Regions from separate parts of the Mus musculus genome. Here all the other regions are linked to region 3. A link is a loop called in an ENCODE intact Hi-C map of the cell type or tissue named here. Cell type or tissue: left cerebral cortex. All regions are shown on one strand. Each heading gives the region's core, and the rest is flanking DNA. Links, peaks and the distances in the headings are about the cores only.

Region 1 (10,493 bases), core at 2,818-7,817, 260 kb before region 3:
TCTGAATTATTCAGTGTTCCCGATCTCAAGAAGGAAGGCAGAGAGAAAGTGGTGAGAGAGCAGCTGCACAGCGCCATAATGTGCTCAGCAGAGGAGCCCAGAGTGAGCCTAATGCTGGGCAAACTTTAGAGGCTAGGCCCTGAAAGGATCTCGTGGCAGAGTGTCATTCAAGACTCCCTGGTTCCTCTGCCACCAGTGAGGCCACTACCACATCTGCTTAGGATGGTTTGGAAAAGAATATAAAACCTGTATGGAAATGAAAATTAATGGGATGAAAACCAGTACACTGTACCTATTTCTATGCTCTGCCCAGCTAAACCACCCAGCACTTTCACAGCTGCTATTTAAATTGTGGAAACCAAGCATAAGATGGAAAAAAAAAAAAACTCAAGGTGGAGGGGTATTTTGAGTCACGGGAGAATGAAAATATGAATTTTATAAAGGACACTTAGATTTCATATGAAATGATTTGGCCCTACCTTCCTCCACAGTTTGTACAATGAAGAAGCACTTGTCTTTCACAGGGATCAACATAGTTACAGAGTCATGCCCAAGCTGAACACACCAATGTTTTATTAACTTATATTGTAGACAGACCAACGCCTGGCCCATAAACACTGTTCTCTGAGTGACTACTTGGTAGAGGGATACATGAAAAGTGGGTGGGGAACCTCAAAGAAGAGATTGAGAAAGGAGAAGAAGGATATTAGATTTCAGTTTTTAAAAGGGCTCATTCCATCTTGGAGCCCTAGCCAGAGACTATTTGTGGGTACACCAGTACCTTATTAATCTTCTCTTCCAATTTTACAAATGATCTCAGCATCACCCAGGCTGCCCTGGACTTCACACAAATCTATAGCATAATCAATAATTTAAAGATCACCTCCAAGCAAGGATAAGAGCATATGTGAAAACTCCCAGCTGTTCTGAGGATTTCTGTTTTTTTTCCAACTGCCTTTGAGAGAATCCCACCACAGGGCAGGGTGGTGGGGAAAGGGGATGGCTACTGATCAGCAGGATCTTGGAGGATTTGGGAAGTTAGGCAAAGCATTAAAAATGGCAAGCTTTGCTTGTTTGTTTGTTTGTTTTAAAAATCTTTCTTGAGTCAAAAGAAGGTTCTTGGATTCAAGGCTTTAGCTTTAATTTTAAGCCAGCATGAAAGGCAAAAAAAGGGAGGGAGCCTTAGCCAAACTATTCATGACAACTACCCCAGTTGCATGGGTCTATGCCCCCTAAGACCTGCACATAAGACATACTTATAAAAGCAATGCTGACCTAAACTTGGCCTTGAACTAGAAGAAAGCCAGTGTATTTCAAATATGAATGGGAGGTGAATATTACTGGAAAGCTCTGGGGAGTCTCGGGGTTGTTTTAGTAAGTGATGCTATAGGTTGCTCACAGCTGGGATTCAGGAAGAGAGCCAAGGTTGGGATTTACTGTTAATTGCTACTTCGCTTGATTTTAAGCTTAAAAACATGAATTAAATATGGAGGCCACCTATTTAGTATCGATATATTCAGTCCCCAAGTCCCAAATCAGTGGGATGGGGACTTCTTAAAAGAGGACAGGCAAGAGTTAGAATACAGAAGCTTTCTTATCTTCACCATGGCAGCCCCTGGGGTTTGGTGCACCCTGCAGTTCAGTTGGATATGAAAGGTTTGTGAGGAGTCTCTGGCTATTTCTTTATTCTCTTCTTATCCATCAACCTGAATCTTATCAGTTGCCAGGTAATGAGAAATCACAATGAAAACCCGTCAAAGGGGTTAGAGAAAACCCAAGCAGCAATCTTAGCATAGATGAGGTAAGGGGGGAAAAATTAACCTGTGTATGAGTCGACCCTTTTGGAAAGGAGGGGTGGAATTTATAAACTCCTCAAGTACTCTGCTCTGCAAATTCCATCACTATTAGTACTGCTTTTAACTGTTTACATCTTGAACAACAACAAAAAGAAATAGCAAGACCCTGCTAGCCTCTAACCTCTAACTAATGCATAATCTTCATCTCCCTGGTGATCATTTACACTAATTAGCAAAATTTAGCTAATTATTGCTCAGCGTTTCTGTGCTTAATTATGGCTATTAGTAATAGTCTGTCTGGCTTCCCTCATTTCAACCACCATCCCAGTCTGTCTCTTCCTTAGGAGTTAAGTTTCCATCTTAATGAAATTTCTCTCTCTCTCTCTCTCTCTCTCTCTCTCTCTCTCTCTCTCTCTCTCTCTCTCTCCCTTTCTTTCTCCTCTCTCTCCTCCCCTTCGCCTCCCCTCCCCCTCCCCCTCCCTCTCCCTCTGTGAGTGTGTCTGTGTGTAGCTCTTGCCTGGTCTTTTGTGGTTTTATTTGTTTTGTTTTGTTTTGCTTTAAAGAGAGTCTATAGCAGACCCAACAGAAGTCACATAACAGCAACCAGGTTACAAGGAAGCATTCCAGCATTCTCTCAGTCACAGGAGAGCCTTCTACCAAGCCTTACAGGCTCTCAACTACTTGACAATTCCACCACATGGGATTTGAAAAGAGGGAAAGAACCGGCATGCGCTGGCATTCTCTCAATGTGTTTCCACTTAAAACGACAGACAGCTTGGAGCAGGAGCCCCTAGCTAGGAACCAGTGGAAAGAATTACTTTCCTAATGGAGCCTGCCTACCTTAAAATACAAGTCATGACAGGGCCCCTAGAGAGGTTCACAGCACAGCTCACTGGAGGGCTGCTCAGGCACTCTCCCGTTCCCCTCCTCATCAAAGTGGAGTGCATAGTAAACACTTCTTGGGCTGATTTACTACAGCAAGCTCCTGCCTTGGCTGTAGACATCAGTCTTTTTTGAGGGAGCCTGCTCAGAGCTGAGTATATGTTTATGAACCACAGGTCTCTTCCTCCAATAGCTGATGCAAAGAAGGTTGTTTGAAGCAAAAATATATCATACATGGCTTGTGTGAACTAACCATTCATGCTGACTTTAATTGAAACATCATTTGCATACATGGTGAGTCAAAGCTGCTATGATTTACAGGGCTTAATTAAAAGTGGTTTAGCCTTATCTGACATATTGCTTCCTCACTAATAGCAATATTAGATGTGTGTTTGGTAGGGCATCGCTACTCTTTCCAACCTACATACAGGAAAATAAAAAGCTAACCAAATGAAAAATAGCATCCACTGTTTGTTAGCTATGTTTTCTGCCTTCTTTGACTCAGTTGTTCTCCCTAGATCTTTATCACATAGGTAACTTTATAGCAGTTTCATCAACTTCAGGCTGATGCCCAAAGGACTTGCTGTCAGCTATTTCTTCACAACCAGCCCCGAAACAGGAACAGAGAAAGGACCACGAGACCAGAGAAAGGACCGGTGAATTAACGTAAGGTGAATGATCGACTTTCCAAATTGTAGCATCATTAGGAGTTGTTTCAGCTGCCTGCCATCAGCAGGTTGGGGGAGGAGAAGGTGGCAAAGGGTAGAAAGTGTGTTTGCCCTGCCATGAGCAAGAGTGCCAAGGAGGGGAGAGCCTTTTATTGGAAAGTGAATGGCTGAGAGCAAGCAGCATTTGCCTGTAAGAGAAAGTGACAATTTTCCCCTTATGCACATGCAAGCCATCTCATAATTTTAAATTGAATTTTTTCTGCTATTCCCATCCTGGAATCTACCTGAAAGACAGTGGGTTAAAGATTTGCAATGACCCAGTAAAAGATAAAGAGCAGAGAGACCCACCGTGCCCTCCTCGAAGGGAAACAGGGGAGCGATAGATAGAAATAGGCACAGAGTGGTGCTTGCTGCCGTGGAAATGGTGTTCCTGCTGAGAGTGAGATCCCGGAGAGGAAGAGGAGGAGGAGGCTACATTAGAAGAACTCCACACAGAGCTGACGATACATCCCCAGAAGAGGGACCAGATCCCAAGCGTCCAGGCCGGCCGGCGAGGAGGGCTCCGTCTTGGGTGGATTCTCAGGTGCATGGTCAACGCACTGGACCACTACAGATGGGCAGTTTAAATTCCAGCCAGTGAGCAATAACGAAGTTCATGATGCCCAGAGGCCCATCATAGCAGGAGGAAGAGTTGTTCAATTTGGGGATGAGGGAAGCAATAAAAGCTTTCGGGGAAATGGTGAATCGGTTTAAAAAAAAAAAAAAAAAGAAGAAGAAGACAAGAAAAAGAAAAAAAAGAAACTACAAAAAGAAACCGAAGATTAAAAAAAAAAAAAGATAAGGCAAAGCCTTTCCCCCCTGCCTTTTCCTGGAAGAGAAATTTAGGATGCAAGAGTCGACCCAGGTACAGCAGACCTGGAAAGCCCTGGCTTGTCACACATTTCAGGGAAGGACCCGCGAGCTTTCTTCCTGCTCTCTTGGTACTTCAAGTCCGATGTACTAGCTGCATACTCTGGAAAGCCACTGGGGAAAGGTGGAAACGGAGAGAGAAGACAGAGCAGGAAAAAACCAAGTAAATTCACGCTAGTTTTTCCCAACATCCAAGGAGTTTGGACATTTTTCTTTCTTTCTTTCTTTCTTGTTTCGACTTCCAAGCGATGCAATGCAGAACTGCCAGGCAAAAGGGGGCTGCAGGTGGAAGAGTTCTGCTCCCGGGAGTCTCTGTGGATGGGCGCGGAGGCTGTTAACCCTGAGTGTCCTGGATGAGCGCCACGGTGCAGCCGCCTTAAGTCCTGAGTTCCCAATAGGTTGAAAATCAGCCAGCAGCAGTAGCCAGAGAAAGGGATCAAGAAGGGCCAGAGGAAAAGAAACAGCACTGAGCTAGCCACCCAGACCAACGTAGCAGAAGGTGGAGAGGAGCAGGGTAGGCGCAATCAGGGAGAGCGCTAGAGGAGGTGGCTCGCGGATGACAGAGGTGGCCGAGAGCAGAGCCGGTACCAGCAAAGTGCGCGCAACTGGGGAGGCACAGGTGAAGTGAAGCAAGGAGTTGGGGAGTCAAATTCACAAATGGGCAAGTCATATGCAAATAACGCACTCCGGAGAGCAAATCAGTACAGCCGGTGTGCTCTGCCGAGGGACTGGCTGGCTCTGGAGGAGGGAGGGGTGGAGCCTCCAGGAATCCCGGCCCTCCCCATTCAAGTGTACGCTAGCTCGCGGCTGCTTGTACACACCCGGGCACCAGCCAGAGCTCTCGCCTTGCTCTCCCTCGATTCCACCCCGCTGTGCGTGCGCCTAGGAGACCCACAGCCCTCCTCTGCTCAGGGCCCCGGGGATCTCCCTTCCCGTTCCTCTCCTAAGATCCCTAAACCCAACTCGGCGACTAAGGCACCAGTGAAGCTTTTGGCAGGAATATACCTCCAGCCCAAGTGTCCCTAAACCAAAATAAACCCTGAGTCTGCAAGCACACCGGACTGCCTGTGGTAGGCGCCCGGCTGTTCTCGCAGCACTTAGGGCGTCCACTCTCCGGCGTGCATCTCTGCTGAGACTGAACAAGAGCCAATGGACACCACTGCTAGGTCAGTGGATAGATGATAGAATCCGTGTCATCGCTCACGGAAGGAAAGGTTATGGGTTGGGTGGCTCAGGGACTCTTCAGAGTGAAGGAAGTGTTCCGTGGCTACCAGTCTATCCTAAGATGTGGCTTCCACCCACCCTGGACCCTTGGAATTCGGGATCCAGAGGCTAGCATCTTCAAGTCAAATCACAGTAAAGAAGTGTGCAAAGCGGAGGAGTGGCTGGTCTGTCCCTGACTTGCCCAGAAGATAATGTTTCAGGCGAGTAGATTCTCACTGGTGCTGGGTACCAGAAAGTACTAGTTAAATCTGGGTAGGGGATGCGTGCAGGAGTAGGGAGTAGTGGTGGCAAGGAGTAGGAGGGGAGGAGTTTGAAAAGGGGTTGTTCAGGGGTGGGTGGGGTGTGCAGCTCCTTTCAAGGCAATCTGCGACTCCAGGAGGGGCCAGAGCCCTTTCAGGAAACACTATCCACTATTTCTACTACCTCCACTGAGTGGGAACACAAACACAATAGAAGGACATTCTTCCTAGGCAAGTCCTTTCTATCTGAGCCTTACTAGCAGAGACTCTGCCCGGATCATGCAATTTGATTCTGAAGGAAATTAGGGTAGGCACACTATACACACACACACACACACACACACACACACACACACACACAGAGAGAGAGAGAGAGAGAGAGAAAGAGAGAGAGAGAGAGAGAGAGAGAGAGAGAGAGAGGCACACACACATTTAGAATAAAATGCTTACAAATTGTACACATAGTACCTGTTACATATAATTTTGCTCATTGCAAAAAAGGAACAAAATATTAAACATTACCCCTGAGAATTTACAATAATTCTTATTCTTATCAGCTGCTTCTTGATTTAATTTCCCCCGAGGATTCCCATTGCACTTGGATCTTGCTCTAACTCTGTCACACAGTCTTCAAAAGGACCTAGGTGACCAGGCTTCTGATGCACTGACAGTTCCATCAACTAGACATTCTTGACTCACTTCTGTCTGCTCCCCAGACTTTCTTTCCACCAGTTGAATGTACCTAGATATTTACCAACCCAAGCCTGCTCGGATTTTTTTCTCTAGAAGGATTCCTTCAACATTAGCAGGGTGCATTTGCTATGCTGTTTCCTTAGAACATTTTCCTGCAGGTTTAGGCACTGCCATTCTGGTGGCTATCCTACCTTGTTGTTCCAATTCGTTTCTTTTCCAGCATTATTGGCTTTCAGAAGTCACTTCATCTGTTCATGAGCTATATCCTTAGAAAGATTAAGGTAGATAGGTTCTCTGATGGCAGAGCCTTTGTCCAACTCTCTACCTCATCCTCTGGGTGTGGCACACGGGTATCAAGTTTCAGGATCTCAGTAAATGTTTGCTGAATAAATGAACCCATTGAGCCAATTGCCAACCAAGGCTTCGAATCTATTAGCTCTCGTACCATGAGTTTCAGTGGTCCATTTGTCTGACTTTAGTGACATTGATTTCCGAGAGACAAGCCTTCCAGAGTTGATATACACAACACTTATCCATCTCATGGTCTCCTTTTCCAACTTGGCACGGACAGGAGACTGTTGGACTTCATCCCAAGGAAGCAAGGGGAGCCTGGATGGACATTCCAACTAATTCTCTGCCTGGTTATAGAGGGAAAATAAACCCTTGACTCAGAATGGGACCTGCAAGCTCTGCTGGTGCGATACAGCAGGAACTGTTCATTCCAGGTCCTATCCTTAGAACTTATTTATTTACTACTCACAAAATGTCAGAAGAAGCAGCTGTAGATTCCAGGGAGGGAGACTCCATTTATGAGCATAGTTGAGTGAGGAGAGGACTAATCAGATAACAAATTCAAGGCTGCTTTATATTGCTTGTACTCCAAAGAGCTGAGCTACTGCCATCCTGATAAACTACATAGCCCTCCCCAATATAATACACTGTTAATTTTTCCATATGTCTCACATCCCTCCCTCTAGTCAACACCTTCTTATTTATATGTCTTTTCGAACTCCCGTTCTTACAGTCTATTACAGTTTATATTAGGCCAGCATAGTTTGAGAATTTTATCTATGGCGATAAGTTGATGTCTTCTAAACACCTCTTACAGCTAGAAAAGTAATCATCACTGCCCATCATGGGTGCTCCTTTTCCCTCCTGCATTCTGTCCTCTTCTGGGCTCTTTTAATTGGCATCTCCGGCACATCAAACAGCGGAAGATGCGGGTCCACTTTTAAGATGGAAAAGGGAAGAAATAGATTGGAAATTGTTATTCTCCCCACAGATCTTAAAGGAGAATAATTTCATGGGAATAATCCACCTTAGCTCCCATGTGTATATCCCCCTCATGACACCCAGATGGAAATCCTTAGAATCCTGCATTTCTGAGTGGAACAAGGTGTGTAAACTCCTATTGTAGCTAGATCCACAGGGGCAACAGCTGGGGTTCTTGGGTACATTCAACTCCAGAGTTTGTCATCCCAGACTCCTCTCCTGGCCCTTTTAATTTTGCCTCTCTTCTCTTCTTAGGAGACCATCCAGAGTGGAAGAGAGCATTTCCTCTTAATTCTTTACCTTACTTTGTTCATCGCCTCAGCTTCCAAGGAAGTCTAAGGAATCCGCTGGCTTCTAAAATAAGCCTCCTACTTCTACTTAAAGTGTCAGGCGTCAGGAACCTAATGTGAAGTTGCCTTGTCCGTCGTCCCTCACGGTGCATTTTATCTCTGCACAAGCCTCCTCTCACTTGGATAGGCTCTGACGTGCCACTTCACTGTCAGCAGGAGATACCTGTCAAGTTCGCCACTGCTGGCACATCTAATGTGATTGCAGACTTAGAAAGACCAGAAAAGCATTGGCACAGCCTGATTCTGTGAGACCCAAGACATTAAGTGAAGACCTACTTTAAAAAAAAAAAAAAACAAAAAACAAAAAACAAAAACAAAGAGTAGAAATCCTTACTTGCTATCTCTACACAGCTCCAGTAGGCAGTTTGGGAAGAGAAAAACAAACACCAACCTCACCCGACTAAACTCTCATAATGTACAGTGAAATAAAAGTCCTGAAAAATACAGGTGACTGTTAACATGGCTATAAATATATCCAGGGGTTCTTCCAGTGACACCATAAAACAGTCGAACATTGCTTTATTATATGTCAGGGGATTTATTTATAGTCACATAATTCATTCTTCTGTTCATTTATTTAAGAAAGCCATCCTGCAAAAAGACCGATTTTGAGTAAGTTTTCCTTTTGGGAGTATAAAAGAGAATTTTTTTTTCCTTTTAAATATCACTCCGACATGAATTTGATTTAAATGAAGAGGACCGTAGCATCTTTGTACAAATGTGTGCCTCGGAGAATGCTTAGGTTGCTCTGGTATGTTTTACCTTCTATTGTTGAGAATTGGATGCATGAAGAGAATATGTTTTATCTATGGCCACACTCCCTTGAGCACACCGGATCTCCTCTGTTTCTTTACATCATCCTTCTTATAAACACCATTATTCCCTTGTCCTCCTTGTGGCCACAGAAGGAAATTCAGGCATTTAAGTATTGAGCCAAATCTCTTTACATTTTCCAGATCTTTTGAGTTTGATCAATGGGCTTGGGAATTGTTTATAGAGTTCAGATTTTTATATATCAATTCAAGAAAAGATAAAAAAATAAACAAACACTTCTTAGCTAATTCCAATTGAAATCCAAATGAAATAATAATTTATTAACTAAATATTATGATTATGATCATATTATTATTATTATTATTATTATTATTATTACCTCAAAGACAGGACCTAGTTCTTCCTAGTGGTCTGCCACAAACACCTGATAGTCTGTACTAAACTGCTTCTAGCAATTACTGATCTAAACTTCTCATCTTTGCCACTGTGAAAATCTCTATCTAGTTTTGAGGAACTAAATAAAAGGAATTATTGTTTCAAAGAACCAACAGAATTCTTTATTTTCTGAGTAGAGTACTGGGGCATTGCACATACCAAAGCAAACACTCTCCCCCTGAACAACAGCCTGTAACCCAAGACTGAGTGATGTCTATTGCATATTTATAGGATATATCACCCAATCAAAAGTTTAGCATGCATTTTGAGACTTGATTTAGGTTTCAATGTTGGGCTGTGTTGCTTGGCAGCCTGAATTCAAATCCTAATTATTAGTTGCTGTATAAGGTTTCAGAGTACCTTTGGTTAGGTTCTACTTTGGTCTCCCTGTTTTAAAATAAGAATACTTTTACAAGATATCTATAGATTCAAACAGCTAATGCATGTGAAGTTTTTACCAATTGTGTCTGACATACTGAAAATGATCAGTATCAATAATAATGACAACCATAATAATTCTTCTATTATTATCCTCATTTTCTCTAGAAGACATTAAGAGGTCATTCGTGCAGTTAGCACTTTCCTGGTATTTACTCACATCTTACAGGGGTAACCTCAGCAACCCCAAAATACAAGTGGAAACTATCTTCTGGGTGCTCCCAGCATGCTGACTTGTCTTTGGCAGAAAAGACACTAACTCGATTTCATTCTTTTTACATCTGTCTTTCAAATGGGCTCTAAAGTAATGGAGATTATAGCCTGACCCGAAACCAGATAGTATCAGCAACTGAAGTCCAGCATTGTTTTGTAATTGTTTTCCAGGGCAGGGTGAGGACTCTGTGGGATCACAGTTGGTTTTGGGATCCGCAAAGATTCTTCTTTTTCATGTTCTCACTGCCTTCTCTCAAATGCAGAATAAATTCTAAACAATTGGCTTTCTCCCTGAAAGGTACACTTTCCAAAGCCTTATTAATTTCCATTGACTTTATGAAGACTTTCATTAGCATTGAATAGTCTTTCTAAAATATTGATGAGCCAACCTCTGAACTGGGCTACTTAGTATAGAAAGTCGCAGCCCTTGTCCATCACTTTAGGCCATCCCTTACTTTACTCTATGAATGTTAAATTTATGCTTACCAGGACAAGATACTGTGTAAAATACAAAAGAGCCAATGATAAAGAGTTTTCAGGCCTTAGGGAGCAAGAGCTGTAACAGGGTAAAACCTAATAACCTCCCTGAAGAATCATAAT
Region 2 (10,493 bases), core at 3,621-8,620, 170 kb before region 3:
CAAGCAGTTAGGACATGGGACTTGAGAAGAAAAAGACTCTTAAATAATCAAGAATGTAAAATCATGGGTGCTAATTCAATGTCTGTTCAGCAACATATCCAATAGATATTTGTTTCCAATGCCTACAAGACTACTGGAAAATATCCTCTCGGAATTCTCAATATTTACCTTTAAGAAAATGCTTACATATTTCCTATTTATACTTGTGTCTGGGTGGCTAGAAGGAAAATGGGGAATGGGCCCATTTATTTCTTTCTAGAGTCTATAATTTCATCTTTCAATTAAAACGAAGTGAGTAGCGCGTTTATCGCTGGAAAGCAGGCTGTAGGTAGCAGCTATAGGACTTCTTTCATTGCTATGGCAACTGGACTCCATTGTCATGGCTACCTTGGCGCTACATGTAATTGTCAGTGTGTGAGCTAAACTGATAATACACAATCAATACCCCATAAACTACAAACCACATGTTGAGCTTGAAAGAAGACCTACAGAAAGAGGTAATTTGTTATTTTTTTTTTTTTATAATTGTGGTTTGAGGCAGACATATGCTATTGTGGTAATCTATACATTTTGCTAGAAGGGAAGGCAGTGAAGCCTGAATTGAACTATCGGGATTGAATCATTCACACAAATGGGCAAGTCTCTGTGGCCAAGGGCAATTATTGAACAGGAAATAGAAGAGAATTAGTTGGTAGTTGGAACTCAATGCTTTGGAAGAAAAATGACCCACTAGCCCTCTCTCTGAGAATCACCTGCATAGGAGTTTAGAACAAAGCCTTCTACCAAGGCACTGGGGAAACATATAGCTGTGCACGACTCTCTAGTATACTCAGTGAGATCATCTGGGAGGGCTTGTTACAAAGCAAATCACTGGATGACACCCCTGAGAAATACTGACTCAAGAGGATTGAAATGGGTCCTGGGAATTTATTGTCCACCCCTTAAAAACCACTGAGTCTCTTAGCAGCAACTCCCTACAAGTACATTTCCAGTACAGTTCAAAGGTAGATGTTTTGGAAGAGAACAGGCAAAGATAAGAGGAGGTTTCTACTGATGCTGTGATGATGGATGTTAGCCCAGAGTCCTCCATCGATACTCTCAGAAGGTCAGTACTCTTCTGATCATCATACTCTCAGAGTACATCACTCTTTGTATGTGTCCTCCTTAGGAGTGCTAGGTTTTAGAACCCTCCAAAAATGAGCCAAGAATACACAACGCCAAAAAGGATGGAGTATACCTTTAAAATAAATTATTACCATAGGTTGTGAAGTTCCAAAAACAAGAGTGAAGTCTTAAGGATAATGAAGGTCGGAGCTGCATTTCTTCATAGAGAAATGCTTACCCTTGACCTCCCTAGGGATGTATCAGTGTAGGAAGCCTTCTCTCCAGTTGAAAGTAAACAGAGAGCAGGCACAGCCTTGAGTCTGAAGGACCTCTTTGTAAGGACACTGCTGAGTGAGAGAAAATCACTGAAGCAGCTTGGGCCTGAGCAGAGATTAATGACTTTCCAGGAGCCGCTGACTTAATGACATTCACGTCTAGGGATAAAGTCATTGTAGCTTTGGGGCTCCAAGGTCTAGAATGATACTAAACAAGAAGGTGTGCATGCAGCAATAGGGAGATGGCTTAATATATAAAGTGCTTGCTGTGCAAACATGAGTGTGATGGTTTGTATATGCTTGGCCCAGGGAGTGGCCCTATTAGGAGGTGTGGCCTTGTCAGAGTAGGTGTGTTACTATAGGTGTAGGCTTAAGACCCTCATCCTAGCTGCCTGGAATTCAGTCTTCCAGTAGCAGCCTTCAGATGAAGATGTAAAACTCTTAGTTCTGCCTGTATGATGTCAGTCTAAATGCTGCCGTGCACCTACCTTGATGATAATGGACTGAACCTCTGAACCTGTAAGCCTGTTCCAATTAAATGTTGTCCTTTATAAATAAGACTTGCTATGGTCATGGTGTCTGCTCACAGCAGTAAAACCCTAACTAAGACAATGAGGACTCAAATTCAGACCTCCAGCATCTATGTAAAAACCACAACCACAGTGACTTATGACCCCAACAGTGGGAATGAAGAAAAAAAAAATCAGGTTTATTGGCAAGCCAGTCTAGCCAGTCTAGTCTGTGAGTTTCAGGTTCAGAGAATTTATATTAGTTTTGGAGGAATCAAACAACCCTTTCACAGGGGTCATCTAAGACCATCAAAAATGCACATATTGGCATTATGATTCATAACAGTAGCAAAATGACAATTATGAAGTAGCAACAAAAATAGTTTTATGGTTGGGGGTGTCACTGCAACATGAGGAACTATATTAAAAGGTCACTGCATTAGAAGGCTAAGAACCACTGCACATGAACAGATAAAGTAGAAAGCAATAAAGCCAACCTCTGATATCCATATATATATATGTATATATATATATGTATATATATATATATATATATATATATATATATATATATATGTACCCATGTTCATACACCACACATAGAAAGGCAGGAGGGTGATAGTAGGGAGGAAAAGGGAGGGGAAAGAAGACAAGAGACGAATGAAACATATTTGGGTAGAAATAAAAAAAATCCATGTACTTAGACATATGCATTCTTATAAACAGTTGTCAGTTTTATGGGTTTTGTTCCTGTTTTTGTTTTTCTCTTATATCCTAAGGGCAGGATCTGGCAGTATTTACTAACATCAAGTTTCATCATTGGAAATTTACTTCCAAGCTCAACCATGGGAGAAGAGTCAAATTATAGTAATAAATTAGTGTCAAAGCCTGCAGATGTGTCAAGGAGCTAGACAACCACGTTATGAAAGTAAATGTTATTTTCTCTTATGTCCATAAGAAACAATGTCTGTCTCAAGTGGTCTTAGAAAATGCACACTGGGTTACCAATAACAACGTTGATTAAAAGAACTTCAGCCTCTACAGTAGGAGGCTAAAAATGATAACATGGCATTTTAAATGATCATACCACACACACACACAGAGAGAGAGAGAGAGAGAGAGAGAGAGAGAGAGAGAGATCACTAGACACCTAAGAAATAAGCTCTGTGTTTAATTACAGGTAGTTATATTATTTTCACATTCAATCTTACTCATGTGACAGAGCCATGTTCTTTATGTGTCCTTTCAGGAGTCGCCTCTGTCCCTATTATTTGGAAGTGTATGAGAGATGCAGGTTATCCTCCCTGCACCGACCACATCAGGAACCCTGAGCAGGACACAGGATGGATGGAGCCTACTGGCTGATACCAAAGTAGCCCATGCTAAATCTCTTTCCTCCCCCACCCCATTCTCCATCACAGACTGTAATGTACCAGGCTGGTTTTAGTAGCAACACTTTTTGGAAATGGCAAACTGTTCTTCAAGGAACACATCCACCTCAATATTTTATTTTTATAATGTTTCATGGATTTTTATCTTAATGTTTACACATTTCAATTTGGCTCAATTTCTGTAGCATTTTGCATCATTGTGTGCTGTTGCTATTGGGTGTTTGCTCTTCCATTGTGTCTTTTAATGCCCATGCATTGATGTTAAAGAAGTGGATTGGGTGAAGTTACATTCTGTGATTAGTGAGTTAGGGATTAAATAGCAGAGAGCTCAGATCGTTATCCTTTATCTTATCCCTTACGATGTTCCTGTATAAGCACACTCAGTTCAATCCTAGCTACTTTAAAAGTCAACACTAACAATGGAAAACAAACTCCATCTACCACAAATGTGAAAGCAAACAATACTATTTTACTCTCATTTTTGTTGTTACCATTAAGCAATTTAAGATCCAAATGGTTCTGCAGAAATCTCCCACTTCTCCAATGCTCCCTGGTGCCTCTTCAAATGCAAATAGACCTTACAAAGATACCTCCTGAGAGTCCCTTCTTCCCCATGAAACAATTTGCTCATAAATTAGGTGTAAACAATCCCTCAGAAACCCTGGATTGCAGCACTCAGTACCCAGTTTGTTTAGGGAAGATATATATATATATATATATATATATATATATATATATATATTCCTTCATATTCATTAAAATTAATTTGTGCATTTTCTAACAAAATCTTATCTAAGCATTTTAGCTGTGAAACTAACTAGCTAAATATCCCCAGCCCTCCCCACCTTTCAAGAGATTATTTATTTTCTCTTTGGGCTGATAAAGTTCTGATGGCACATTTTCTAATTTTAAAAAACATTTTCATTTCACACTTCTGAAAAACTTGCAGTCAGGAGCGAGCGGGTGGGTCTGCTTGAAGTGTGATTCACACCCTAGGCTCTCCTTCCCCAACAGCTCATGCATATTTATAAAGCCAACCAGACTTCAGGTTTTAAACATGCCCAAGGAAGAGACTATTTTAGAGGAGCCTAAATAAGTGCGCTGTGGCTATGCAGCACTTTGTGTCCAAAATATCCCTCCTATTTACAAATGTTAACCCATACTTTCTAAAGATAAAAGGCAAGAAACTCTCCTTACCTCTATCACATCTATAAAATCCTTACTCACAACACTGTTCTTGGGGCTGGAGAGATGGCTCAGTGGTTTAGAGCACTTGTTCCTGAAGAGGACCTACAACTGATTCCCAGTGCCCACATGGTGGCTCACAACCATTCATAATTCCAGGGGTCAATGCCCTATTCTGACTTCTGAAGATACATGGTAGGCATGGGCTATGCAGGCATAAATGCAGATACAACATTCATTCGTCGACATGAAATAAACTAAGTAAATCTAAAAATAATTTTAAAGAACGTCCCTGGAGATATCTAAATAGTTTCTAAAATAGGCGATAAAATAGGAAATCTACTTAAAATAGGAAAATTGTTTCCCATTTTCCAAATGCATCATATTTCTCCTTTCCCTTACTAGAGTCGCCATTCAGTCATTCACATGCTCATTGGACAGTTTAGAGGCACCATTACAAAGATCCTATGATAAAGCAAAGGGTCAGTAAATAAGAATCATTGGGAAAAGGGCCACACATGATAAATAATCAGAATAACGAAGTCGTGAGTGTTTAATACTTTTCTAGATAGGCTTAATGAAAAACATGCCAAGAACAGTGACTCTTTAACCAAACTTGGAAGTCTAGAGCCTATATAAACAGGCCAGGACTGGCATTTCAGTGGAAGCAAGAAACAACCTTGTGTCTAGAGACCCAGACTATCACAATGCACTAGAAAACAGCAAATGTCCCCTTGATGGCTGGAGTGTTGACTGCGCAGTGCAAAGGGTGGGGCTCAGACTGACTAGAAGAGTAGAGACGCAGGGAGACGCAGCTACATCCCTCTCCATAGAGGAGAGGCATCATGCTAGAAACCGGTAGTGTGTGCTTCCCTAAACCTCACTCGACGTAAGGAAGCACCAACCAGATACAGAGCCCCTTTCGATGATAAAATAACTGGAAATCCTAGGAGAAATCATACTTGCATTTAACTGCTCACAAGCGAGATGGGTTCTGGCAAAAGACAAAACACTCGGCTAAATACTACAGTTAATGGCCCTTCGCCTTATAACAGGTTTGATTTTTATGGCCATTCAGTTGTTGCTATTGAGTATTTAAAATGTGCAAAGCCTGGAGCTAAGCTCTGGAATCAGATAATGCAGTTTGGAAAACCCACTGGCTTGCTTTCTGTTTGGCTGTTTTGTCTCATGTTTTTTTGTCTTCCTTCAGTTTGTAAACTTCCTACAGGAAAGCAACAACACCTCTTTCAAATGGAATCGCGCACTTGCCTAAAGCGCTACTACAGTGTCGTGCGTGCTCTGTACATGCCACAAAACGCGTGTTGATGACATTCAGTTTCACGACTACAGCGTTGTTTTGTAACTTAGCCAGGAAACAGCGAAGTGCTGTGATTTAAACAACATGCCACCCTACTTCTTCCCTGCCAGCAACACAGCCCAGGAGCCAAAACTCTGGGCTTGGAATCAGATGGCTGCGAACATTCTGGGACTCAGTTATGAGCAGGGAGGAATCTTCCCTGCACTGAAGTAGCCCACACTTTGCACATGTGCATCGAAACCACGCAGCCTTCTCATTATCCCTCCTGTAGACACGATTCATTTTCTTAATGGGAAAACATACATTTACCACCTGCTTTAAAAAGAAGATACTTAATCTAGTTATTATAGAAGAGAACTCCATAGTGTTTACTACTTATATGAAGAATTCACCATGGATCTTTTGGCATTTATACTTTTTTTTTCCTATGAAGAAGAACTTTTGATAGTTCAGTTCTTTTATCATCAGACGGGGAACAGTTGCATGCAAAACTTCAGCTTACTATTCTTTATCCTCCTAAACTTCACTGCTTACTGTTCTAACTGTGACTTCTTGTCCATCATTCAAAATAAAAAAAAAAAATCTACATCATTGTACTGTGCACAGGAAAATTTGATTTCTTTTGCTCCCTCCCTTCCTCTTTGACTGTTGTTTCTCTCCTCCCCACTGTGGCAACCTTGATTAATAATTTATATAATTCTTCTCTTCCTCCATTGTTAATTTATTTTGTAACTTAATAGTACATTGTAAAAATGTTTCTGTGTTACTTGTAGATCAAGATAGACCAAAATCTTTGTTACCAAACAACTGCATACCAGTGCTGATATTCACTATTGTTTACCTAGAAAGTCCACTTTTCTCAGTATGAATATTCACTTAACCTCTCTTCTTCTTTTGAACCAATCAAAAAAAAAAAAAAACCAATAAAACCCTTGGGAATAAATGTTTAGATAATCATATTTTTATTTTGATGAAATAGGTGTCATGTCTAGGATTTCTAGGTCAAAGGATACACACACAGACACATAATTGTATGCTTGGAGTTCAGTGAAACTGCCATATGAAAGTTGCTCTTTTAAAGAAGGAAAGAAGCTATAGTAGTTTCTTCCCAGCACTCCAAGCCACCATAAAACCTACGTGGACTGGATGACTATAAAACGCTCTCACTGTTTCCTAGACGCACAATTTCATGAATGTGAAGGCAGCTTGGCTCCTTTCCTCCGGGTATAGTATATGCCACGTGCAACATTTCTATTGCGAGTTTCTCGCTTTGCTTTCCTACTGAGCTGTTTTCTTTAGGTGTCGGTGTGAAGATGCCCATGAAAAATGTAGACATTTCCCTCACTTGCTCAGCATGCACTCTGACCCATCTATCCAGCCTTAGTGTACCCCTCGTCTCCAAAGCTAAGGAGCTACAGTCACAAGGGTACAAATGGGTCATGGTGAAGCCAACCAATGCAATACTTAGACCCAGACGTTAGCAAGTGCTCCATATACCTGGAGCCACCACAGGAAGTTTCTGTATCCTTCTCCTTCAAAAAAATGCACACTTGCCCAGCACTTTGGGCTTGTACCTGAGGTGATAAACATGAAGAGGAAAGCCTGTAGTGCGGCCTGTCAGGCAGAGATAAGTGAAAACACCTCGGGATGCCACATGAGCTTCTGTAGGGCTCAGGGTTGCTTATCTTTAGGTTGTTTGTTACATGAGATAAAAGAAAACACAGTGTGTTTAATTTGCTTACACTCCTCATACACATATTCTATTATAGCATTCTTTAACCATATTACTTACATATTAAATTTGCTAAGGGTATATTTTGCTATTAAAACAAATTGTTATATTGTAGATTTTTACTTTAAATGCTATATATGTAAATTATATACACATACATGTATGTATGCATATATAACATGCAGGCATCTAGGATTTCCTGTACTGGCTAGAAACCTGTCAGTCAATCACTAGGTTATGCAGATAATATAAATTTTTCTTGAATATTCTTCTTTTAAAGTTATTTCTTTTAATTTATTTGAAATTTGTTTACAAGGTAAGCTAGTTATTTAATGCACGTTTATTTCATATGGATAGAAAGGTGGACTTTTACCATTTGTCAAATAAATATTTCCATCCTCCACTATAACAACATCTTTGTAAAATATCAAATTCCCACATATGCTAGGGACAATTCTGGAGGCACTCCACTCAGTGCTTTTTATTAATTCACTCATCTCTATATCAAAATCATACATGACTACTTTTCTTAAAATGGTTTTATGTTAGTATTGTATCAGATAATACAGGATGATGTATCAGATGATCCATCTTCAAAATCTTCTCTAATCCATGTGAACAACCAGACAACGGAACACATTGGACAGTGAAACAAACCAGTGAATATTTTCTTTAGCAATGCAGGAGATAAACACTGTTTTGCATTTGGCTCCACAATGTCAATTTTCAAATTAAGAAAACACATGGGCTCTTGTTGAATGCATTGCTAGATATTTTAGATTTAAAGATATTATCATTTTCCTACATCTCATCATCCCAGACAAGGCAAACACCCACCCCTCTTTGTCTCTTGGCTGCCTTCTTTTCACTATCTATCTTTCACTTTCTCTTCTTTTCTTCCCTTCCCTTCCCTTTATTTTTCTTCCCTTGGCTCCTTTTACTAGTGTCCACGTGCACATATGTTATTGGTAAAGGTAATAGAATGGAAACGCAAACTAAAATGGACACGATGGGGGGGAGGGGTAATTTTAATCTCTTTTCCCAGAAGCTTTAGAAGTAACTGTTTTGTTTTGATTTGTTTCATTTTGTTTTTTTTTTTCTCTAACCAATGTAAGCAGAGGCAGGGGAAGCCCCAGCACCGAGGCCAATTGAACACTGTAGTCCCTATTCAAACTAGCACTGCATGGCTCCAGCCTTTCTCTCAGCTTTTCTCCGGGTACTTTCTCCAATGATTTCTACACTTCCCACCTGTTTCCCACTTAATCATTCATTAGACTAATTAACTCAAATGCCAAAAGGGATAAAAATAACTCAAACTCTGCTCCAGTCAACAAAAGAGGTCTTTTCTGCACTGGGTATATCATCTAGAATGTAGTCTTCATTTTTTTTTTTTTTTAGGTCTGTTGAGATACAACATAAAACACTTCTTTCCTGTTTTGAGCATGCTGGGGGAGGGGAGACCTCCTTCCTGAATCTGGGCTGCACACTAGGTCACTGGGTCTTATCTCAGTTGGAAGTGTTTTCTCAGAGGGACACAAAAGTCAAACTAAAGCAGACAGACACACAAGAGACCTTCCGATTCTGCTCTAGAAGCAGGAGGTTTTTGCAGGTGTGTTTGTTTCTCTTGGCTATAGGTTTCCTCCCACGTGCTAGGTGAAACCAAAAGTGAAAGACAGTGCAAACCACAGCTTGCCACAAACAGTGCAGCCACCATGCTATCAGACCTGTGCTGAACACATTGTCTTCAGCCAGGATAACTTCCCCGCCTTGGATTTCAAAGAGTGCTATCATTTTGCATGGCACTCCAGCAGTTGGGTTAGGATCAACCATAGGGAAAACCTATACAGAGCATCTTTCACTGACTTTGGTTTTATCAAGTACAAGAAACTAGATGAGACTGGATGAGCAGTAGAGAAGACACCACCAAGCATGACTCTGGGCATGATTTTAACTGCTTCAGACTTGTAATGTTGTAACACAACTGAGGATGTTCTCTTAAAGTCCAACTCTATCATAAAAGAGAGAGAGACAGAGATAGAGATGGAGAGACAGAGAGGAAATTTGAAAAAAAAAAAAAGAAAGAAAATTTGCAGGGGTCATATTTAGCTTTAACTGTCAATGTCACATAGCCAAGAGTCACCTGAGAAGTGAGTCTCCTTTGATGGATTACCCAGATGGGATTGTCCACTGGACACATCTGTGGAGAATTGTCTAGATTGTTAATTGATATAGGGTGGTACCGCTTCTCTGTGGCCCTGAACTGTTTAAGAAAGCTATAGAAGCAGGAACCTGTGAGTAAGTGAGCCAGAAAGCAGTGGCTTCCCAGGATTTCTGCTTCCTGATCCTGTTTGAGTGCCTGATTTGACTTCCCGCAATAACAGTCCGTGATATGTGAGCCAAAGCACAAGCCTTCTATGCCTAAACTTCATTTGGCCATAGTGGTCTATTGTAAGAACAAAATAAAACTAGAGTGTCGGTCACTTACCTTTCCTCTGCCTGTCCTGTGTCACTGGAGAATCACATAGACATTATGTGTAAGAGATTTAATTAAGGTCAGAATTAAAACATGGAGCCTGTTTCTGTGCCTGGGGGAAGTCAGTGCATGTAGTTTTGAAGTGCAATTTCAAGGGCACAGTGAAATCTTATAGAAGAGTGAGTTTTTCCTACTAATTGGGCCCTAAGTGAGGAGCCCATGTATTTCAAGGGGTTCTCCAAAGGGTTATTTGCATTTCTCCACCTCAACAGAACAACGTATCAAAAGAGAAATAATCCTTCCACTGAATAAAGTATTTTGAGATGTGATGATTCTTGATTTTTGACAGGTTCAGAGAGTTTATCTAGGGAAGCATCGATTAGTAGCCCAAACCCTTGAGGCTGGACCAGTTCAGGCACCAAATGCCCAATTCCTTCTTGAAGTCCTGAGCACCTCCTATTCCTGCAGGTATTACATCAAGATGAATCCATGTTCTTTTAATGTAT
Region 3 (10,493 bases), core at 2,345-7,344:
AGGTGACATGTCATACATGTGAGGTCAGAGAGAAACTTGTAAGAGCTAGTTTCAAGTATCAAAGATTGAACTCAAGTCTTTAGGCTTGCTGGAAAGTGTCTTAAACCCTAAGCCATCTTTTCAGCCTTTATGACTAGAAAGCAGCATTTCTCTTAGAACTACATAGATCATCCACTAGGATCACTTACAGACTACCCAAGACAATAGTCAAATAGAATTGGTCAGTAAAATTGGGTAAATTCTCTAACTACTAAATAATTAAGGTACGGGGAAACTTCATTTAATGGAAGTTATGATTTAGCATTTTCTAATCAACAAGGCAGTTGGAAGTGTCTAATGTGAATAGGAACAGGAAGGCAGGCAGCATCTCAGAGACAAAGCTTCTTCAGGAAAAGTTAATGATCCCCTGCAGGACAGTGCTACCCACAGAAAGGGAAGTGGCTATTGCTCTTAGTGGGTACTGAATACCAACATTGTGAAAGTAGCTTTGATACACAGAGAATGAAGCAAAGAACATAAAGGGTTAGCTTTAAACCCTGTCTCTGTAACAAGCACAGGAAACCACACACAGACACCAAGGAAAACAGTGAACTAACCAATGGTTACAATCTTAGGTTACTTGTGTAAGCCATTATAATACAATCATATAATGCAGATTATTTTTAACTGCCTACAAAATAGCATTTGAACTTGGGAATTTACAAGTACTAATGGACTTTCCAAGAGTACAGGAACCCTTTCTGACTTGGAGGACATTTGACTCTGAGTCTTACTCAGTGAATTTTATACCTGTAAACCTGCAAACTCCATTAGCAGAGTTCTTACTGCAAATCATTCCTCCCTAACACACACACACACACAGAGATACACACATACTCACACACACACATACACACATACACACACTCACACAGATACACACACATACTCACACATACACACACAGACACACTCACACAGACACACACATACTCACACACACACAGACACACATACACACATACAAATATTCTCTCTCTCACACACACATACACACACACACACACACACACACACACACACGCACAAGCACACACACGCACACGAAGAAACTTGCTTAGCAGAGGTTAAATGAGCCTGGTCAGAGCCTTTACAAGGCCCCTCTGTTCATAATCTGGAAGAAATAGTGAAAATACCAAGCAACCCTTAAATAATTAAGTCAAGGAGCTTGCTGGCTCTTGCAAAATCAATTTTTTAATAGGCTGGAAAGTTTCAGAAGGAAAGTCAAGCTCTAAAATCACCCTGAAGTCTAGGAAACTGTGACACAAGCCACAGAAGCCTGAAGTCTAGATGCTTTCTATGGCACTATTACACCTTTTAGAACATGGTGATGGATGCATAGGGTTATATAGCTAGTGTATGAGCTTTTTCTTTAAGGTCTCAACTATGTATTTTAGAAAACAGCTCATATTAAACTTGTACTCAATCTCCCTAATTCTAGACCCTAGCTACTTCCCAAATTTCTAGCTCCATCCCATGTGAACATCATCATGGCCCAGACCACTCAATTCTCCAAACACCTATGCTCACATTAGTTATACCTGTATCTCTTCTTCCTTGTGCAGTCTAGTTGTTCTTCTAGACTGTCTTAGCTACCCCACTCTGATTTACTGCCCCTTCAATGTCTTCCTGACTCTCACTGCCTTCTACCAGCCATGCACACTGTCTTGTACAATGTCATCTCTTAATTGTTCCCATCAAGACAGACTGGGGAACCCATCACACCCTAGGCATTGGACACTTTTAAAGCAGTGTTAAGACTACTGGAATCTGTTAAAAGTCACCTGTAGTGGTAATGTTAAGTTATTTATATTTTAAGTTCTCTCTCTGCCATTTTCTTGTTTCAAAAAGCAAAAAACAAACAAACAAAAAAAAAAAAACACACACACACACACACAAAAAAAAAAACCCACCAGAGATGGAGCAGTTCTAGATGTTCTTGCTGTGTGAGTCTCCTTGAGCAAAACCACAGTCAGTCACACAGGCAGCTGCACCACCCTGATGCTAGCCCCCATGGTCACAAATGTCTTCAGATAGCCACATTAAAAAAAAAATTAATTGCCCTGGCTTCTGCAGGCATATCACAAAAAGTGCTTGAAGCAATTTACACCATATGTTTTACAATAATAAGCCATAGATGCACTACATCTACCTTGGCAAGAGGTGGTATACTTCCCCTGGGCAGGGGGTGGGGAGGAAGCTCACGACTGGCCCAAAACATAAGACTTAATGACTGTGAACGACACTCGATGCAAGACTATGAGTGTCCAAATACCCATGACTGATCCAGACACCCACATTTCAAGCTATGTAGGCTCACTCTGGGAATCAGCTGGGAGCCACTCTTGCTTCGCTGCTTCCCCCGATGCTACAGTGTGAGGACCAAAGCATTGCAGGTTAAGCTGGAAATATGAAGAAGGATGTAGTAGAGAAGAGTAGGGAGTGCTGGGAAGGCAACAGCAGCTTGAATGCCCAGCTCATGAGGCAATGGACCCTACTCTAAGGCAGCAGACTGATCCTTCAGGCTCAAAATCAAACTGGATCTTCTGGGTGGGGCTGTGTGTAGCATCTGTACCTTGAGAGTGGAATGAACACCATTATAGTCAACAGCTTGATTCCCTCTGGGCCCCTGGTGTGGCATGTGTCTTGTGTGCATTACCTAGTGGCTTGTCAGCTGAGAATCCATACTACCTGGTATCACCAGCGTCCATACAGCTTCAGTTTCTCAGTGGTGGGTTTCCAAACAGCCCAGCATATGTTCATGGCTTCCAGGCATAGACACATCTACAAACACAAATACTAATGGGGTCCAGCTACATTGAATTAAGTCCCAGTGACTCTCATTGTGTTTCCTGTACCTGGTGCTGGATTCTTTGAACAGCCTTGTTTGAGAACAGCATCCAGCTGCCCAGCTCTAGACCTGAGGGCAAAGAACTAGCAATCATCATTTCAGTGCTAAATAAATGGGGCAGAGGCCTTGGTGTGTTTGTCTGAAAGATAGAGGGGAAGCTACCTTAGAGCCCCAGACCCATCACTGGTAACCACTGTGGTGCCACTTCCATGTAAGCTGCCAGAAACCACCTAGTGATCTTGTGCAGGAATTCAATGTACCTAGGATCCTGACACCTACAGTAGGAAAAGCTTGTGCCTGAATAATCCCAGCCACACCCAGTGGAATGTCATCCTAAGAGAAGCAGGTGATCCATGCCACACTAGCTAGAGCCACTGGTAACTGAAGAAGCAGCATCAAGGGAGAGAGCCATCATGTCAACAGCAAGGAAAGTGGAGGTAGAGCTGGTATCTTTTATAGATATGGCAAAAGAGTGGAGAGCTGGCAAATGGTTCTAAGGTGCCAGAGAAGGAATACAGAGACGTGGAAGCCAGCAGACATCCAGGTTGCTAACATCTCTTGGTCTGCAGCCCTAGGCTAAGAGTGAGAACTGAATGTTGCAAGAGGTCAAGTGGTCATGATGAGTACAATATTAGATGTGTATCTACTTGCCTACTGCCCCTGCTCTCGGATGCCAAACATTGGGGGGCTACAATAGATCCTATAGCTGAGTATTTAAATAGCTTCTTATCTACCTCTAATTTCTATTTATAATGTCTCTCAAACCACTGGCGAGTTATACCCCTGGATTTAGAATTCTTGGGGGATGGAGTTTATCTTTCATCTCCATCTTTCCACTGCCCAGAATCTTGTTTAGTACATAGTAATATTCAGACAGAAACTTCGTGCTTTGGACAAATTCAAGGAAATTACAGGGTCATGCCTTGCCTTTTCTGTTTTCGTTGATAACAGACTTTAAGAAAAGGAAAGCACTTGTTGAGCTGTGCATGTGTCCTAGAGCAATCTCAAAAGCGATCGTCCTTCATTGGGAACCTCAAATGACAGACTCAGTTGGATGGTATTTTAGTCATTTCTCATTCATGCCATCTATTTCCCACACACTGTCTGTAGGAGGAAAGGCATTTTTGTCAGTGCTTCCTGTTGAAATATCTGCTCATAACAGGAACTTACCTGATTCCGAGTATCAATGCTCTTTATCAAAATACATGAGTATGGTTTATAACAAGGACACTGACAAGAGCATGTTGAAACTCTCCAAATGTGTTTAATTTTCTTGCTTATAAAGAAGGGTCATGACTGAGAAAAAACTCACATTGAGAATATCCACTGTTTACTCCTCTTAGTCCTGATTCCCTCCATTTTCCCTTGACCAACATGGGGAAAAGGAGGAATTTAAAAAAAAGCAGAAAAAGAAAAAAAAAGATCCTATCCATTAAATTGACCAATGGACTCACAGTACCCTCTAGTGGACAAATGGCAAACATTTATTTGTTTATTTGTTTGTTTGTTTATAATGTATGCACAGGCTTTCCCTTTTAAACCTAATACACTTTTGGCTTTGCTCACACGTCTCTTGGTATCTAGTGATCTTACAAATTCTTCTTTTTAAATCTACACTAAAAATGAATTGCAGGCATAAAAAGAAAGAACAAACAATTTCTTTTATTAACATCCAAACCTGCTAACACAAACACTGGGGGCCTCTACATAAATAGAGATGTGTGGGTTGGGCACCATCTGTCTATACTCCTGTTTGCCAAGTATCCTCTTATAGCACTAGGCATTTAGGTGACCAGTGTCTGGCCATCTAGACTATGGCTGGATTCTATTGCATTCCTCTGTGGGAATGTGGTTGTAATCCTACCTTGTATCTTTGCATACAACAAGGTGATATCATAGAGAAAGGAACTCATTTCTCATAGGTAAAGCTGGATTGCCACCTCCGTTCCCTGTCTCCTAGCTCTGTAACTTTTGAGACGGCTATCCCAAAGATTACATCTCAGTTCTCTCTGTTGAGGTAATGGTAATCAAATGAAAGACTATAAACAGAATCAAGAGGAAATAGATTAGTCTGCCGTGGTCTGAAGTCTTAGAAAAGTTTCCCAAAGTGTTTCTTATAAGTTTTATTTCATTTCTTAGCTAGTACATTCTAATTTCTATCTGATTATATTCATATGGTAGAACAGGAATCATAAAAATAGATTTCCACTAAGGGAAAAGTGGCTTCCCTGTCTGGACTCCGTAAGTCTTTAGTCATTTGGCAAACTTCAACAAATAACCGGAAGAACATTATCAGTCTAGGGATGAGTTCCCCTCCAATTGGCACTGGATAATCTCCTCTAGGGATAACATGTGTGAAGTGCAGATATGACCAAAATGGTGATGAATAGGTGGGTGAATAGTTTGTTAGTTTTACAGTTGTCTTTTAAAACAAACAAACAAACAAACAAACAATCAAAATCCTTTCCCTCTGAACTAACACAGAAAGAGAAGTGAACATTACATTCAAATCATTTTTTTCCAAAATCTATAGCTGAGGTACTTCGTAGATTTCATTTTCCTAATCAAATTTAGAGGCTATGTTGAACAATAAAGCAATCTATTATGACATAGACATCCCCCCCCCAATGAATCATTTGAATGGATCAAAATAAATGAAATACTCAAAGAAAATGACACTACAAATTCTGAAACATTAGTAGTTTTTCTAGACTTCCTAATACTGAGAATGGTTGGGTTATTTTAATGATATGTATCTACCTGAATCTTTAAGAAATACTTACATTTCAATCATAGGAAGAAAATATTTGTGTTCATATTCCTAAAAAGAAATCATGAATGTCCTAAAATCGCATTACATTTGCTGGCCTATATTATTCTCTTGTCAAAGAAACCTTCATTTAACTCCAGGGCAGAGGAGACGGGACCCACCACAGGCTTGTGTAATAAAGAGACAGATGGCCTCACTGGTCACCTGTCAGCAGAAATTATTCACAGAGGAGAAAATGAGCAACAGAGACTGAATAATTCTTGTGTGTTTTGATTTCATAATCTCAAGCCATCCTATCTGTTTATAAGGTGAATTTTAATCAGAGCAGGAAACAAAGTTGGGGAGAGGATAGAATATTTATTGCAGCCCTCACCAGAGGTGGACGGCATGAAATATTCTTCTTTGATCATGATGGATGGACCCTTCTTCTATAAACTGGAAAATGAATATCCTCTCCATCCCAGCCCTTCTCTACAGACTTCCTGGGGAAGAGGAGGGGATCTCTCCTGTCCAAACCTGACAACTGAATTTAATCATGCGTGTAAGTAGCAAGTCCCCATGATAAGCATCCCACTCACCCTGAACCACCAGCACCAATGGAAAGACTTTAACTTACAATGTGGATTTCATTAAAGAAAACAAAAATGGGGAGGGGCTGGAGATGGAAGCTGGTTCTCAAATATTCATTTGTTTATAGTTGCATATAATTTCCATGTTATAAATTGCAAAATTGATTAAATAAAACAAAACATTTACACTTACTACCATGGCAAAGACGATTTTCTTTAATTTCTGTATACTTGAACTTCCTCATTATCTTAAAATTAAGTCATGATTTTTAAAAAAAAATAGTATGGCTATTTTAATTTGGGTGACAGAGTATAATAGATTAATTCATAGGAATATTTTTTAATTTCTTAAAGAGAAATAGTTTTTTTCTTGAGACCCCAAAATATTGAAACATACTTCCTTATGCAGATATCTAAAAGTGGTAGGGTTTATTTTCTGAACTTCTAAACAAACTCATCGAATCTATGTAACCTTGGGTTGTCCTTCTTTAGCCACTTGACAAATCCTCAACTTTCTAAGCCATGGGACCAGAAAATCATAGGATTAACACAGAAGCAAATCATACTTTACCTTATGCCTACCTTCTCGGGGGGTGAGGGGGTAGATGACCACAATTTATAAGTTCATCCCCCTTAATCCAATCATCAAACACTTTATCTTGCCTTCTGTTGTTCTTTAACAAAGGGGAATGCCAAGGCTGCCTGATGGGACATAATCCCCTGGATGGAACAGAACTGACCTGTATTAGCATCATTCCACCTGAAAGCTTAAGCCCAATACAAGCAACTGACAGCAAAGATGACCCAGGTCAACTGTGAGCAAAAGGTATAGTAAGGAACCGGAGCTTTGCGTTTCAGTGTGCACAAGCTCTCACAAAATTATGAGAATACGGTGCAAGAAAATGTAGTACTGATGTCTTGAGAATTCTTACAGCCAACTGGAAATTGCAGTTAAAGGGAAGAAGGAGTAGAAAGCGAGAAACCTAAAATGAGAGTACACATCCCTCAAGCCTTTGCTACATAAAATTTGGGGGTCCAGAATTCTATAATATTTGCTTAAGGTCAAAATTTTCTTATACTGCAGGGGAGATTATCTATACACTCCAAGGGTCAAAACTGTGTTCCCATAAAGATGAAATAATGTACATATTTCAAAGGGATGCAGGAACTAATAGTATTGAATGCCTCAAGCACTCTAGGTGAACAGGTATTTGAAGGAAAGGTCCTCTGGGCTCCCTGGAATTTCTTCATGATAATTGCCTAGAGCCGGGCAACAGTAGCAGAACTTAGTTCACATCAGGGAGAAAAAAATGAACTTGGAATGAACTTTTCTCAGCCATACACAGTAAAGGATATTAAAATTATATTTCAATCAGAGAATTCACAATTCATTTTACTAGAAATCATACAGCAAACATTATCTGATACCTCTAAGTCCAACACGTAGCTGGAATTTATGAGCTGTCCGAGTAACACAAAAAGGTGTTTAGTGCCTATATGTAGATTTCTTTAACGTATAAGATCTATTAATTATAAATCCAAGCATATATAAAATAAAAAAGGAACAATAATCAGATCTTCAAGTTTATAAATGGAATATATTTATTACATTTTAGCCATCCTACCAATCCTTTGATTATTAGACTTTACTATCAGCCTTTGGGTGGCTTGATATTTTTTTTAACTTGAGACTAGACCTAAAGCTTACAGTGTCAAAATCCTAGTGTCAAAATGCCCTTTAGCCTGTAGGCTCCTCCTATTGCTTTTCCTGGCTTCACTCAATGTTCTTTGAAACTTTCATTCAATCCACTCTTTCACAAACTGAGCCAGGCTTTGGCTCTTTGCCCTGAGCAGATGAGTGATGTTTACTCTCCACACAGCTTATTCTATGTTCAGCTGCCGCTCACACACTGCCAGCAATTCTTCTAAGCCAGGTCTTGATCAACTCATACCCTTGTGCAAAATCATCCCTTAGTACTTGTGATGGTTAATTTTGTCAACTTGATACAATCTAGAATCACCGGCCAAAAGAGTCTAATTGATGGATTGTCTGGGCTAGATTTCCTGTAGGCATATCTCTGGGAAACTATCCTGATTATTTTAGTGAAGATAGAAGGCATGGCCACTGTGGGTAGCTCCATTCCTTATAAAGGGAATCCTGTGGTTTTATAAAAAATAAAGAAAGGGAGTCAACCACCAGAATGTATACATCAATTCATTGGTCTATGTTCTTGATTGCTGATGTAATATGATCAACTGCTGCCCCAGTTTCCCAAGGATGATAGACTGTAAACTGAAATTGTGAACCAAATCAATCTTTTCTTCCTTAAGTTGTTTTTGCAGTGGAATATTATCACGGCAACATAGAAAAAAAAAGTAGGGCAATTCTTTTCATCTGAAACCTTTTGCCTCCAGAGTCTTGTGGATCTCACTTAATAGGGTACCACCGCTGTGATTCCTCCTTGCTTGACTACAATTAAATGTTCAGTTCTCCAAGAAGTCCCTGGTGTTTCCCACCATCCTTCCCTGTTCACATTGTTTGTTCCACATAACACTGAGCTTGGGCAGAGCACATCAGACATAAAGATAAAATAAGAAATGCATACATTGGACCTCATGTCCATAAAAATGGTACATATGGTTACCATATAGCCCACTGAACTTGGGCAGAGCAGATCAGACATAAAGATAAAATAAGAAATGCATACATTGAACTTCATGTCTATAAAAATGGTACATATGGTTACCATATAGCCCACATTACCCTGGTTATGTGGACTAATTTGAGATATATTTGATTTTTGAAAGATAGAGGAAATAATTAAATATAAAGTCATTTTTTAGAGGAAAAAAGTATTTGCTTAGAAAAGAACATGAACAATTAAGTACAAGAATTAAAATTTTATCACAAACTTTAGTATATAGCATTGTGATTTTGCTGTAGGCTTCCCTCCAATCCCCTTTTTCTTCTAGTACTCAGGTATCCCTTTAACATGCCCCTCCTTACATAAGAGAAGCCTGTTCCTCTGGCCCTTCCCTTCTGTCATAAAGGAGAGTGGGAGATAGAAAGGCATAATTATATATAACACTATCCGGACAAAGTTGACCTTTGTTATTGATTAGCTAATCCTAGGAAATGTAGTATTCTTCTTACAATGCACTTCTATGTAAAATGTAAGATAAATGAGGTAGTTACACACACACACACACACACACACACACACACACACACACACATATATATATATAATATATATATATATATTATATATATATATATATGTAACTAGTATAAATAATGAATAATCATAACAAATTAATGACTGTGCCTAGCCTGGCTCATTATAGCATTTACATCAATCCCCTATTTGCTTCCAAACTAATATCTCATTATTATCATTATTACAGTTCAGGTCTTAGATGTTCCCTGAAGTTCTAAACATTGACATTTGGTGCTCTGCCTGACACTCCATTGAGAAGTGGTGAATGGTGGAAATTCATGGAAGGACATTAGATCATGGGGGCTGTGATGTTGGAGAAGACACTGGGATCCTTCTCTTTCTTTTTTTTTATGTTTCCTGGCTACCATAAAGTGAAAGATCTTTTATATCAGTTGTTTTCAAATTTCCTAATGCTACAACCCTTTAATATAGTTGTTTATGTGGTGACCCCCCCAAACATAAAAATATTTTATTGCCACCCCATAACTAATTTTGCTACTATTATGAATCATGATGTAAATATGTGATATGCAGGGTGTCTGATATGTCAAACCAAAATGGGTCATGACTCACATGTTGAGAACTGTCTATACCAAATGTTCTGTACTGTGCATTATACTGTCAAAGCTTCATAGCCAATTGAGCATGGTCCAAACCCTCTGAAACTGTGAGGTAAAATGACCATTTGCTATTTTCAAGTTGATAATTTCAAACATTTTGTCTGCCATTGCTAGGTCATGGTAACAAGTGTAATCTTCACCATCAAGCTTCAGATACATTGCATATATTTATGAGAACTGCATTAACATTCACACTCTGCCAGATTTTATATAAAGTATCAGCAATACAAGGGCAAACAAGCAATTTTACTGACCCTATAGAATTCAATGTACACAAAATACTGGATGGGCATTTGTGACAGGTACCTCATAGAGAGCTAGGTCATTGAAACAAGTGAGCAAGGAAGCCAAACTTTTGGTGACTGGCACTATACTAAAGCAATTTGTAATTGAAATAATCAAATAGTCCTGATCCAAATTAGA

Evidence for each region. A loop is a pair of places that touch in the nucleus more often than their neighbours do. Peaks named below come from ENCODE experiments on the same cell type or tissue, not always from the same donor. Only the 100,000 strongest peaks of a DNase experiment are listed, where the experiment ranks them.
Region 1: a loop joins it to region 3, with 2.6 times the contacts of the local background. A loop is called at or near these places in 2 of 42 quality-filtered maps.
Region 2: a loop joins it to region 3, with 2.0 times the contacts of the local background. A loop is called at or near these places in 2 of 42 quality-filtered maps.

The regions. Positions count from the first base shown.
Region 1 is chr12:89,806,842-89,817,334 of GRCm38, reverse strand. All of the region lies in intron 14 of Nrxn3 (neurexin III), which reads right to left. Among named protein-coding and RNA genes, the nearest start is that of Gm40538, 600 kb to the left of the region's middle. In left cerebral cortex, for the core only: CTCF peaks have their summits at 4,437 and 5,322; DNase peaks (open chromatin) are centred at 3,803 and 5,024; H3K4me3 peaks cover 2,865 bases; H3K27ac peaks cover 1,859 bases.
Region 2 is chr12:89,718,040-89,728,532 of GRCm38, reverse strand. All of the region lies in intron 14 of Nrxn3 (neurexin III), which reads right to left. Among named protein-coding and RNA genes, the nearest start is that of Gm40538, 690 kb to the left of the region's middle. In left cerebral cortex, for the core only: no CTCF peak of the experiment used is centred there; DNase peaks (open chromatin) are centred at 4,300 and 5,905.
Region 3 is chr12:89,549,090-89,559,582 of GRCm38, reverse strand. All of the region lies in intron 14 of Nrxn3 (neurexin III), which reads right to left. Among named protein-coding and RNA genes, the nearest start is that of Gm40537, 580 kb to the right of the region's middle. In left cerebral cortex, for the core only: a CTCF peak has its summit at 4,352 (motif pointing left); a DNase peak (open chromatin) is centred at 4,630.